2 separate regions of the Mus musculus genome follow, and region 1 is linked to region 2. Evidence: chromatin loops called from intact Hi-C (ENCODE). Cell type or tissue: left cerebral cortex. All regions are shown on one strand. Links, peaks and the distances in the headings refer to the core of each region. The heading gives the core; the rest is flanking DNA.

The links. Peaks named below come from ENCODE experiments on the same cell type or tissue, not always from the same donor. Only the 100,000 strongest peaks of a DNase experiment are listed, where the experiment ranks them.
Region 1: a loop joins it to region 2, with 2.1 times the contacts of the local background. A loop is called at or near these places in 2 of 42 quality-filtered maps.

Annotation. Positions count from the first base shown.
Region 1 is chr2:72,233,120-72,238,498 of GRCm38, reverse strand. Rapgef4 (Rap guanine nucleotide exchange factor (GEF) 4) reads right to left here. Exons shown (of 31, transcript NM_001204165.1): 24 at 4,297-4,422; 25 at 3,713-3,891. Among named protein-coding and RNA genes, the nearest start is that of Map3k20, 50 kb to the left of the region's middle. In left cerebral cortex, for the core only: a CTCF peak has its summit at 3,364 (motif pointing left); DNase peaks (open chromatin) are centred at 2,877 and 3,356; H3K27ac peaks cover 938 bases.
Region 2 is chr2:72,514,099-72,519,477 of GRCm38, reverse strand. No RefSeq gene overlaps it. Among named protein-coding and RNA genes, the nearest start is that of Cdca7, 41 kb to the right of the region's middle. In left cerebral cortex, for the core only: a CTCF peak has its summit at 2,895 (motif pointing left); a DNase peak (open chromatin) is centred at 2,923; H3K4me3 peaks cover 278 bases.

The DNA.
Region 1 (5,379 bases), core at 284-5,283, 280 kb after region 2:
AACAAAATAACTGTATTTTTAGTTTTACTGATATTGGTAAGGTTGATAATTTTGAGTCTGTGTTTATATCATTATGAGTATTTACAAATCTATATTTGAGAATGAAGCACTTGGGTTAAGCCTAAATTCTTATTAAAATGCCAATGTTATCCCAAGTATTTGGTACACCTGATGGCAAACGACCACACCCACACACCCTAAGTTCTTCATACCAGACCCCTAAAAAGGAAAAGCGTTTACTTCCTAATAAGCAGAAAACTTTCACCACACAGCAATATGGCTATATAAGTTGACTGCTATCATAAACAAATAATGTTTGATCTATGCTCCAAATGCAAGGGCACCCACATTCATAAAAGAGACGTTACTAAATTCCAAAGCACATATTGCATCCCATACAATAATAGTGGGAGACTTCAACAGCCCACTCTCAACAATGGACAGATCATGGAAACAGAAACTAAAATAGAGACACAGTGAAACTAATAGAAGTTATGAACCAAATGGATCTAACAGATATTTATAGAAATTTCATTGTAAAGCAAAAGAATATACCTTCTTCTCAGCACCTCATGGTACCTTCTCCAAAATTGACCATATAATTGGTCACAAAACAGGCCTCAATAGATACAAGAAGATTCAAATAATCCCATGTTCCCTAACAGATCACCACGGACTAAGACTGGTCTTAAATATCAATGTGATAGCTTGTATATTCTTGGACCAGGGAGTGGCACCATCTGGAGGTGTGGCCTTGATGGAGTAGGTGTGACCTGGTTGGAATAGGTGTGTCACTGTGGGCGTGAGCTTAAAACACTCACCCCAGTTGCCTGGAAGTCAGTCTTCCACTAGCAGCCTTTGGATGAAGACATAGAACTCTCAGCTCTGCCTGCACCATGCCTGCCTGGATGCTGCCATGCTCCCACCTTGATGATAATGCACTGAACCTCTGAACCTGTAAGCCAGTCTCAAGTAAATGTTGTTTTTTATAAGACTTGCTTTGGTCATGGTGTCTGTTCACAGCAGTAAAACCCTAACTAAGACAATCAACAAAAACAACAGAAAGCCCACATACACATGGAAGCTGAACAATGCTCTACTCAATGATAACTTGGTCAAGGAAGAAAAAAAAAATTAAAGGCATTTTAGAATTTAATGAAAATGAAGGCACATCATACCCAAATTTATGGGACACAATGAAAGCAGTGGTAAGAGGAAAACTCATAACTCTGAGTGCCTCCAAAAAGAAACTGGAGAGAGCACACACTAGCAGCTTGACAGTACATCTGAAAGCTCTAGTGCAAAAAGAAGCAAACACACCCAAGAGGAGTAGACGGCAGGAAATAATCAAACTCAGGGCTGAAATCAACCAAATAGAAACAAAAAGAACTATACAAAGAATCAACAAAACCAGGAGCTGGTTCTTTGAGAATAGCAACAAGATAGATAAATCCTTAGCCAGCCTAACCAGATTGCTCAGAGACAGTATCCAAATTATAAATTCAGAAATGAAAAGGGAGACCTAACAATGAAATATATCTTAAAATAATTATTGTTTGAAAATATTAAAATCATGTTCTACAAAATAAAAGTAAATAAATAATGTTTGAACAAAACATTTTTGCAGAAGGCTCATTGAATGGTTGCTTTGGCTGCTCATATTCAACTCAAAAAGTAGCCACGAGCCGTTCTTCATAGGTCGTGGCGGTGGGGAAATGCACTTTAGAGGAGTTATGGTGGATCGGCTCACACACGAGAAAGCAAGCAAGGATGTCACAATGCTAGGGTAGTGGCTCCCAGAACAAGGGCCGGCATCTCCACCTGCATCACTGGCCTTTGCCTTGTGTGGGTGACTTGGAGATAATAAATCCAGAGCGGCAGACCTGCTCCATTTGCAGCTTTGCTTATCATTCAAGGCAAGCCAGGAGATGACTTCCTGTCTCGGTTTTTTCTCCTGTGAATACAGGACTAAAGCACCTACCCCAGCTTTGCCTCTTTAATTTTGCTAAGCTCCAGACTGGGCCAAGAACTTAAAAGAAAATGCTGCAGCTTTTCTAAAGACAGCAAGCAAAACAGATGCTATTGTCTACCTCAGTGGCTCTCAACCTTCCTAATGCTGTGACCCTTTAATACAGTTCCTCACGTTGTGGGGACCTCCGACCATAACGTTATTCTGTTGCTACTTCACAACAATCATTGTATGAATTGTAATGTAAATATCTGATACGCAAGATTCCTGATATGTGACCCCCAAACGGATCGAGACCCAAAGGCTGAAAACCACTGGTCTAGAGGCTTCTGTCTATTCCTGTAGACTCAGGGTTAGGAAAGCCTAGAGTCTGTACTAACTGGGTTGAGTGAACAGGTTCATGGCGGGACAGCAGCCTCAGCACAGGGCTGAATATGGCTAAATAGTCAGCTGATTTGCAGGAAAGGCCAAGTCTACCTGTATAATACAGAGAGTCAGGAAGATAGGGGATACATTACAAAGGCAGAAACAAACAAACAAAACAAACTCCTGGGTGTTTTGAGAGCCTTTTCTGTGTTGCCTGCTCTGTTGTAAACTGACAGGCAGGTCCTCTCTTCCTTCCTGCTGCACTTGGCACCAGCAGGCTAAGGTGAAGAGAGAACAAGCTCTCTATGATGGGAAAGCTCACCCTGTCATAGTTTCCATAAGCCACTCATTCCAAACACATGAAGGCATCTGCTCACTGCACAGAGGCCGCCTGACCGCGCCGCTAGGGAAAGTGGCCGCACCAAACCTGTCTTCAAACAGCCAGCTTTCCCAAAAGGCAAGGCAAGCAGCTCCTGGATTCAAAGGATCTGGTATTCTATTGTCTCCTCGAAATCTGGCAAAACAACTCAAGGCATTTGGCAAGCTGGCTTCTATAAAACACCAAGCCGCTTTCCCTTCTTTGTTTAGCTCTGGAAATCAAGAGAGTGTGTGGGATCTGAACTGTTTGGCTCAAGAAAACGCCTGGCTGGGGTCGCTCATTCTCCTAACCTCCCCGAGCTCGGGCTCTGCATTTAGAAAGGGAAGGAGTCTCGCAGCACAAGCCACATTTAGCTTTTTTATTTTTAGCACTGTGGTGATACCAAAAACATGGAAGTAAACAGGAGGTTGTCAAGCATATCTAAATAGCAGGAGAAGATTAAATTCATGTCAGGGAGAAACCTAACTGGCCCCTGCAGTAAATAAATTGTTTCCCAAGAAGTGCTTTTAAATAGAATATTTATAAGATGTTTGCTTTCTCTGATGTGCATGGAGATGATTTCCTAGTGCCAGGTTAGCTGGCCTGTATGCGTTTTACTGATTTTATTCTGCCTGAGCTGTGAGCTGTTGTTCCAGCATGTTCTACTGCCCTCTACTGGTGAGAACGTGTTATGTGCCACATCGGCTTCCAGAGCCTTGCAACCAAAGTTTCTAAAGGAACTTTTGTTGACTTCAATAGCATTCTTCAAAGGGGGGTGGGGGTGGGGGAAATCTGAAGAGTTCAGAGCAAAACACACCCCCCCCTTTGACTCCAGCATCAGTACTACAAGATGTTAATTTATATATTGATGTTAACTATTAAAAAGCTAGAAGACATTCTTCTCTTTCAAGAATTCAACTGCTGGTTGTTCTTACACCCGTTTCTCTTTGTAAGGTGTTTTCCATGAGAACAGAGTTCAGGGACATTTTTATTCTTTCTCCAAAGTTAAAGACACTTACTGAGCCGCTATCTTGATAAATTTTTTCAAAAGCTGAACACGTTTGCTGAGCTGGGAACAAAGGCAGACCTCAGTGACAACCCAAAACTGAATTTCATTAAACCTCCTCAGGAACAAATCCAAGTTTGCCGTGGTCTTTTTAAAATTATGCCTTCCAAATGTGTGGTAGATTAGCTCCAGCTAGAACAGAAAGGAAAACAATTTTACTTATTTGTTGGCTTTTAAATCAAAACGCCAGCCTGGCTCCTCCGTTTGTCAGGAAAGTGTTCTATCAAGCAGCAGATGTGAATTCAATCGCTAACCCGGATGTACCTTGTCATATAGATTTGAAGGGCTTTCATGAAGCTTGTGGAATATATAAATATAAACTAGGTGTTATTGGCTTAATAGACTCTGGAAGACATAGCATAGCATCACAGAGATTTTTTTTTTCTTTAATACTTACGGGTTTTATAAGCTCAGCATGCACAAAACCCATCATGTGGTTTCCATATGGTAGCACACGGAAACATGAGTGGCGTCAGGCCAGCAGGCTTCACTCAGAATCCTATGGAGCCCATGGACGCTCCTTGCTGGGCGTCTTACCTCATGCACACAGTTGAAGAGTTCCCAATCGTAGGTTGTCATCTGGTACGCCAGGTCTTTCGAGCTCATCAGCTCAAATGTTCCCACTGTCCCAGTGGTCGGGCCTTCCTGTTCCGGCAAGGGAGTCTGGGAAAGATTGTGAAAAAACTGGATCAGAACCACAAAGGGACCAGTACTCAGTGCCCAACGCTTTCGGGAGTTTTTGGTGTTGGAAAGGATTTGGGGGATAGTGTTGGGCATGTTTTGAAATGTCGGTTTTGAGGTGAAGAGTGTCTTTGCTGCTTGTTGTACTTGCCTGGAGGCCATCTTTGTTGTTAGCATCCTCAACCATCCCCAGTTACCAACAGTGTGGTCACCAGCATTGCCACCACCACCATCTCAACTGTGGGCCATGACAAATAAGGCTGGGCAAAGGCTGTGCAGGGATCTCCTGTGCCTGGGGATTGGCGGGTGGGTACCTGGAAACTCTTCCTCTTCCACGGTAAAGATGGAAGATGCTCTTGGAGACCTTACCCTCATGTTTCCATAGAAAGTATGATAAAGCCAAATACTAGCACAGGAGTTTGAATTTCTACCCACACTACTACTTAACTCCTGGTGGTAACTGAGGTCAAGTTGCCACAGCCACGTCTTCACACACCACCTAAAGTAGTGAACTAGTAGAGAGCAGTGTGATCTGAGTCTACACAGGATTTCCAAGTCCTCAGCCTGGCCCGAGAGCTGTTGGGTTGAGAATGTTGCAAGTTTGGGGCAAGACCAGACTCTGCTACTTAGACCAAGACTCTTGTCAGAAGTTTTCTTTTGCTTCACTCATCTCCTTCTGTGATCTAAGAAATGTTATACAGCGTTCTTACTTTGTCAGACAAGAGACAGATGGAGTGTATAATACCTAAATACTTATCTGTAAGACTAGGGATAGATATTTAGGAATGGATATATATGCATACATGTGAGACATAGAAAGAATATCTGCCACTATGATGCTAACAGTACTTGGATATTCAATACTCATATCACATGGCTAGGGATGTCACTCTGGCTAAGCACTTTCTTTGTAGGTACAAGGCTTGTTGCCCCAATTCC
Region 2 (5,379 bases), core at 57-5,056:
CCAGATCTTTAGACTACTGTTCTGCTGCACGGTCATGACCTACAAATCCTTATGCTTAAGAACCATACTTCAAGTCAAAGCAGAGGGGAAAATCAGAGGAACCCAGTGAGTTCCAGCCCTGCCACATCTTCCACAATTGATACAAGTCCTGGATCCTTGCCTCTCAAATGTCTCTACTTCCTGGGTGGTTTAGTGTACATCCTTTGACATCTTATGAATGACTTGGAGATGAAAGTTGTGCACAGAGGGTACGGTCTGAGGGAGTCGGGAGGGAGCAGCGGGATTCAGTGCTGTGAAGCAGGCACAGATATTACTTTGCTTCTCTTTTCCTGGATATACGCCGCTTGTGGCTGAGATCCCCAAGGTGAGATTCCATGAGAAGAGGAGGTGAAGCATGCAGAGGTGAGGGGACGCCCGCAGGAGAGCCGGGAGAGTGGCAGAGATGAAGTCCACAACCGCCACTCATTTTTCCCATGGGCTCCTCTTAAGGTCCCAGACACCACAACCCACAGATCTTCCCTGGGCCACCTGGACTGCTGGTGCCTTCTGTGGCTGCAGCAATGGGCCAAAGCCCTCATAATTATCCAAAGTGGTGAGACAGAAAGCCAGGGGGGAAAGACCACATCAGTGGAAGCTGAGATGAATTCAGACCACCCCAAAAGGGGCACTTAATTCTGCCAAGTTCAACTAATCTTCAGATGCAACATTATCAATAACAAAATAGATGTAAACCCAAAATCAGAGCCTCTAATTCTGAAGCAGTTAGGAAACATCTGAGAACAAGACTGTGGGCTTCTGAGAGAGCTGAAAGATGCATTCAGCATAGCACAGACTACACACTCAAAAACAGCATTATTTCAAAGTGCAGAGATCTGAGCCTGAAGGAGTCCCCAGACGCTTCAGTCATTTGCTCTTATTGGGTGACTTTATTTCTAGAGGCAAGATTACAAGGGTGCAGCCTTTGCTCTCCTAAAGCCTGCATCCTAGCTATGCACTCATAGGAACCACAGCAACAGGGCAATGTATAAGGAGTGCTAACGTGTGTAGCCCCAGCTATAACAATGTGGAATTTGACAGGTCATCGGCCACAGTTAGAAACAGAAGGGAAAACCCTTTAGTAGCGCAGAACTCGAGCAAGAGTTTGGGACAATGGCTTTCCACTGGGTTGGAGTAAGCGTCTGGCACACAGGTGTGTAGTCCAGTACTTGCTGGATAAATATCATTGAACAGGGACATCCAGTGGACGTGAGCACTGTGGATGGCCTGCATCATACAACGGATCCCCATCCCCTGTCTTCCTTCTGCCACAGCTTAATCAATATCCCCCGGGGAAAGGGATCCACAGGTTTCATCTCCCATCACTGTTTCCATCCAGTTTGTCTGGCTGCTACAGAACACCTGACCACGCCTGCTTCTGTCCGTCACAACCTAGAGTGTTAGGTGCCGCTAGATGATTTGTGCCATGTCCTTGCTGGCAGTCCTTACTCATGCAGTATGGCCTTGCTGTTCTTTAGAGGACACAGTAGGTGCCTGCAATCTGCCGAGGTCCTGAATAAGTCTCCTAGCAATAATGCTCACTCTTTGCTTAAGTGAAAACAAAAACTCGTGTGGCCTTGTATGTGAAAGGCCAAGAACCGTGCACCACAGCACCATTCCACACAGAAAGTAAAGCAAGGTTCAAAAACTTGCCTCCGGACTTGTGTGGTTTATATGCTGAACACAGAGAAAGCATCTTGTCCCCTGACTGTGTCTCTGTGTGTACCCAAGCCCACCATCTACTTTGAGCGTGAGCGTGATATTCACTGTATATCACAAGACCAGTCTCTGTATATTCATAAGATAATGTTCTAGGAGTTCTGAGTGTGTTTTGAGCACTACCAGTTCCTTCATCAGGAATTACCAGGGTACTCGGAATGAACGATGACACGGTACAGAGGAGAAACCAGAAGCCCAGGGAGGTTGCTCTCTTAGAATTTCTCAAAGTGGGCTGCACAGAACACCCATATCTTGAATATAGGCACTTTATGGAAAAGGGGGTCTGGTCAGGATCACATACATTTCAGAAATTTCAGATTAGACAAAATGGAGTTGGGGTTTTCATTAGTCTACTTAAACGACAGAGCTTCTAGCTGCAGCTAGTGTTCTTTCCACAAAACTGGGGACAAGGGCATCTGTGGGGTGTGTTAAGCCTCCCCTTACCCTTACCCATGATTATAGAAGGTGCTGAGGACTCCCGCAGACAGCAATACTACACACAGCACAGCTTTGAACTCTGCCCCTAGCGTGCTACTTCTTAGGTACTCGGTGGGCTGGGCTGGTTTTTTCAACAGGCCGTTCCCACGTTTTGCTAGGCTTCCTACATCTCCCTGCTTATCCCCAAGAGTGGAACTCAGAAGACATGACAAGTGAAATCCCTTAACTCCTTATAGTTACAATATGAGGGTTTCGTTGTTGTTGTTTCTCGTTCTACAACCCAGAGAGCAGCAGGAACCCAGCACTAACTGGAAGCCTGGTCCATCCACCTAGCTCCCACACCCCCAGCTCAGCACACCCGAACAGAGGAAGCATCAGAGCGCATTCCCTGTGGAGAGCAGAGGTGTGTAGGGGAGAGGGTAACAACTGAGGGAAGTGTATCCTTCATTTCCTCATGTTTTTTCCTTCTTTGCTGCTGATCACCTGTTTCTGAATTGCCTGTTCCGCTGTGTTTCTATAAAGGTATTAACCACTTTGCTCATCCAAGGATGCGCGGACCGAGACCTCAGATTCTGGTTCAGCGACATCATCTGTAGACCTTGTTGCCAAGCTCGGTGACCACGGATGCTGAACTCAGAAAGGGCTAAGCAGGGATAGCGAGCGGTCAGAGAGCAATGTCGGGTTCCCAGAGTTAGGGCTCCCCCTGCTGGAATCCAGAGCCAAGACCGAGTGTATTTTTATTCCCCAGAAATCCTGATTGAGCCTGCCTTCAGCCAGCTGCTTCACATTCAGTCAAGGCTTCTCCCACAGACTAGACTGGCATCTCTATCCAGCCATCTGTGAGTCTCCCCTCTCTTCGCCTGTGCTCTACTTCCTAAAGGATGATCGAGTTCTCTGTGCCCAAGTCAAATGCTGGGAATTTAAGACTGGGGGATTTCCCGACTTTCCCCCAAAAGCCGATCTTTTTGTTAGGACACGTTCTCCACAACAAGAATTACATTTTTCAAATGTTTGAATATCGGATCCTTTGTATTGCACATCTGGGGGTGTATTGTACACCCAGAGGGTGGGAGAAGAGAAACCCCTCCCGGATGCTCCCTCTTCGGGAGTAAGGTCAGAGGCATAAACCTGGAAAGTAGCCTAGTTTTACTCTGCTCTGGTCACTAAGCCCCTTCTTGCCATAAAACCCTGCCTCTGTGGAGTAGGAAAATAAGCATCGTGCCATAAAAATCTTGCCGGCATCTAGCTTCCTCTAGCTTCTGAGACTTGAGTCTCAGAATTCCTGATGGCTGAGAAATTGCAAGGCCCAACATCTAGAGAATTCTGCCCCACACACACCCACCCACACACACCCACCCCCAAGGACGCCACTATTTGTAATTGAGAAGTCTCTATCTTTTCATTTGTCAAAGAGGAAGGCTGAGCCACATTGAAATGGAAATCCGGCTTTCTCGTGCAGAGGGCAGCAAGGTTTCCGCTGGCTCTCTGTTAGGTGTTGACCCATTAGGACACGCTGTAAGGGCTGGGGCTCCTTAAGACCTGGGAAGTCAGGGCCCATTAGCTGTGCTCTCCAGTAGTGGAGCACATACCCACTTGGGGCTCACTGCAAATAAGACACTGAGGACTAGGAGGGCTAGGAGGGTTGGGAGCGATAGCTCAGTTGGTAAACACACCCCTAGGTTTGATCTTTGGCGCCTCATAAACCAGGTGTCCTGGTGGCACAGGCCTGTGATTGCAACACTTGGGAGGTGGAAGGAGGAGGAGGAGGAGGAGGAGGAGGAAGAGGAGGAGGAGGAGGAGGAGGAGGAGGAGGAAGAAAAGTTCAAGGTCATTCTTATCCAGCTGCTCATAGAAGCTACCTAGGATACAGGAGACCTTTTCAGAAGAAGAAATGTAAAGACAGCAAATTCAAAACCCTAAATGAAGGCGAACCTCTTTCAACCCCATGAATAATTATTCACATTTACAGAAATGAATACTAAAAGGAGCCGATCTTCATTTTTCAGCAGGCTGCACTATGGGATACCTTTACATACCAAGTTCACCTGATGCATAAAACATATGATTAGATTTACAAAAACTTGATTTACACAGTTTTTTTTTAAACATCTTTGCAGAAAGATTAGGTGTGATTAGATGCAATAGGAGCCCCTCTGAGGCTCACTGATGGGCTGTAGGAGAGTTACTAGCCAAACCCTCTTCAGCTGGTGTCAGTTCCCTCCCTAGAGATGTCTTGAGTGAGGCCTAATGACTGCTTACAGGGGTGGTATTGGAACAAGGGACGCTTCAGGAAATAGGTGCTGTTCAACCTTCATGAACTTGCCAATGAAGCAGAGCATCACAGTTGGAAAAGTGGTCAGGTCTGCTTTCTGTAGGAAAAAGGCACCCAGAAAGACACAGCTTCGATAGCCACTAGTGTGAGGCCATGAGGAGAAAGAAACAGGGGCAGCCCTAGGTGGCAAGAGAGCATTTGTCTGAGACTAAAGGAAGGAAGAGCTCCACAGAATTAATGTGTTCACTCCAAGGGATTCAAGGAGGTTCTCAGAGCCTGCACTATGGAGCAAGCCATTGAGCTGGCTTCTGGTTGCAGTTTCTACTCTTTCCAGAATTTAAAGCTCTGCCGTGTACACAGCAAGCAATCATATAGGCAATGTATATGGCAACTTATGTTGCTCTCCTCCAATGGCCACAATCAACTGAATTATAAAATATAGTCTCATATAAATCAAATTTATTATAAAATATAGCCATCATAACTTGAAAGAAGAAAATTGTGTGTGTGTGTGTGTGTGTGTGTGTGTGTGTGTGTGTGTGTGTGTAAGATATATACACGGTCGTCTGATAAAGAAGTCGTAACCTGCGCCATTTCGAAGTGTCTGGGGACATCTGTCATAGAGTTGTGCTCCAACTTCCGGGTTGCTTTGAGTCTCCTGAAGTGCAAAAGAGCAGAAGCTTTGAGAATCTGCATCCAGGTTCCTTTCTTATCCTTTATCCTTGACCCCTTTCCCAACACACACTCAAAGCAGCATTTTGAGACGCCGGAGAAGGAAGTATCACAGATTCAAAGGCGCAACAAGCTTTGAAAAGCTGCTGCCCACTGTCCACCGCTCCCCGGAGCTCCCATACTTAGCTTTTTGGTTTGTGATCTCACACCCGTTCTGGTGACACAGCACACTCACAGCTCAT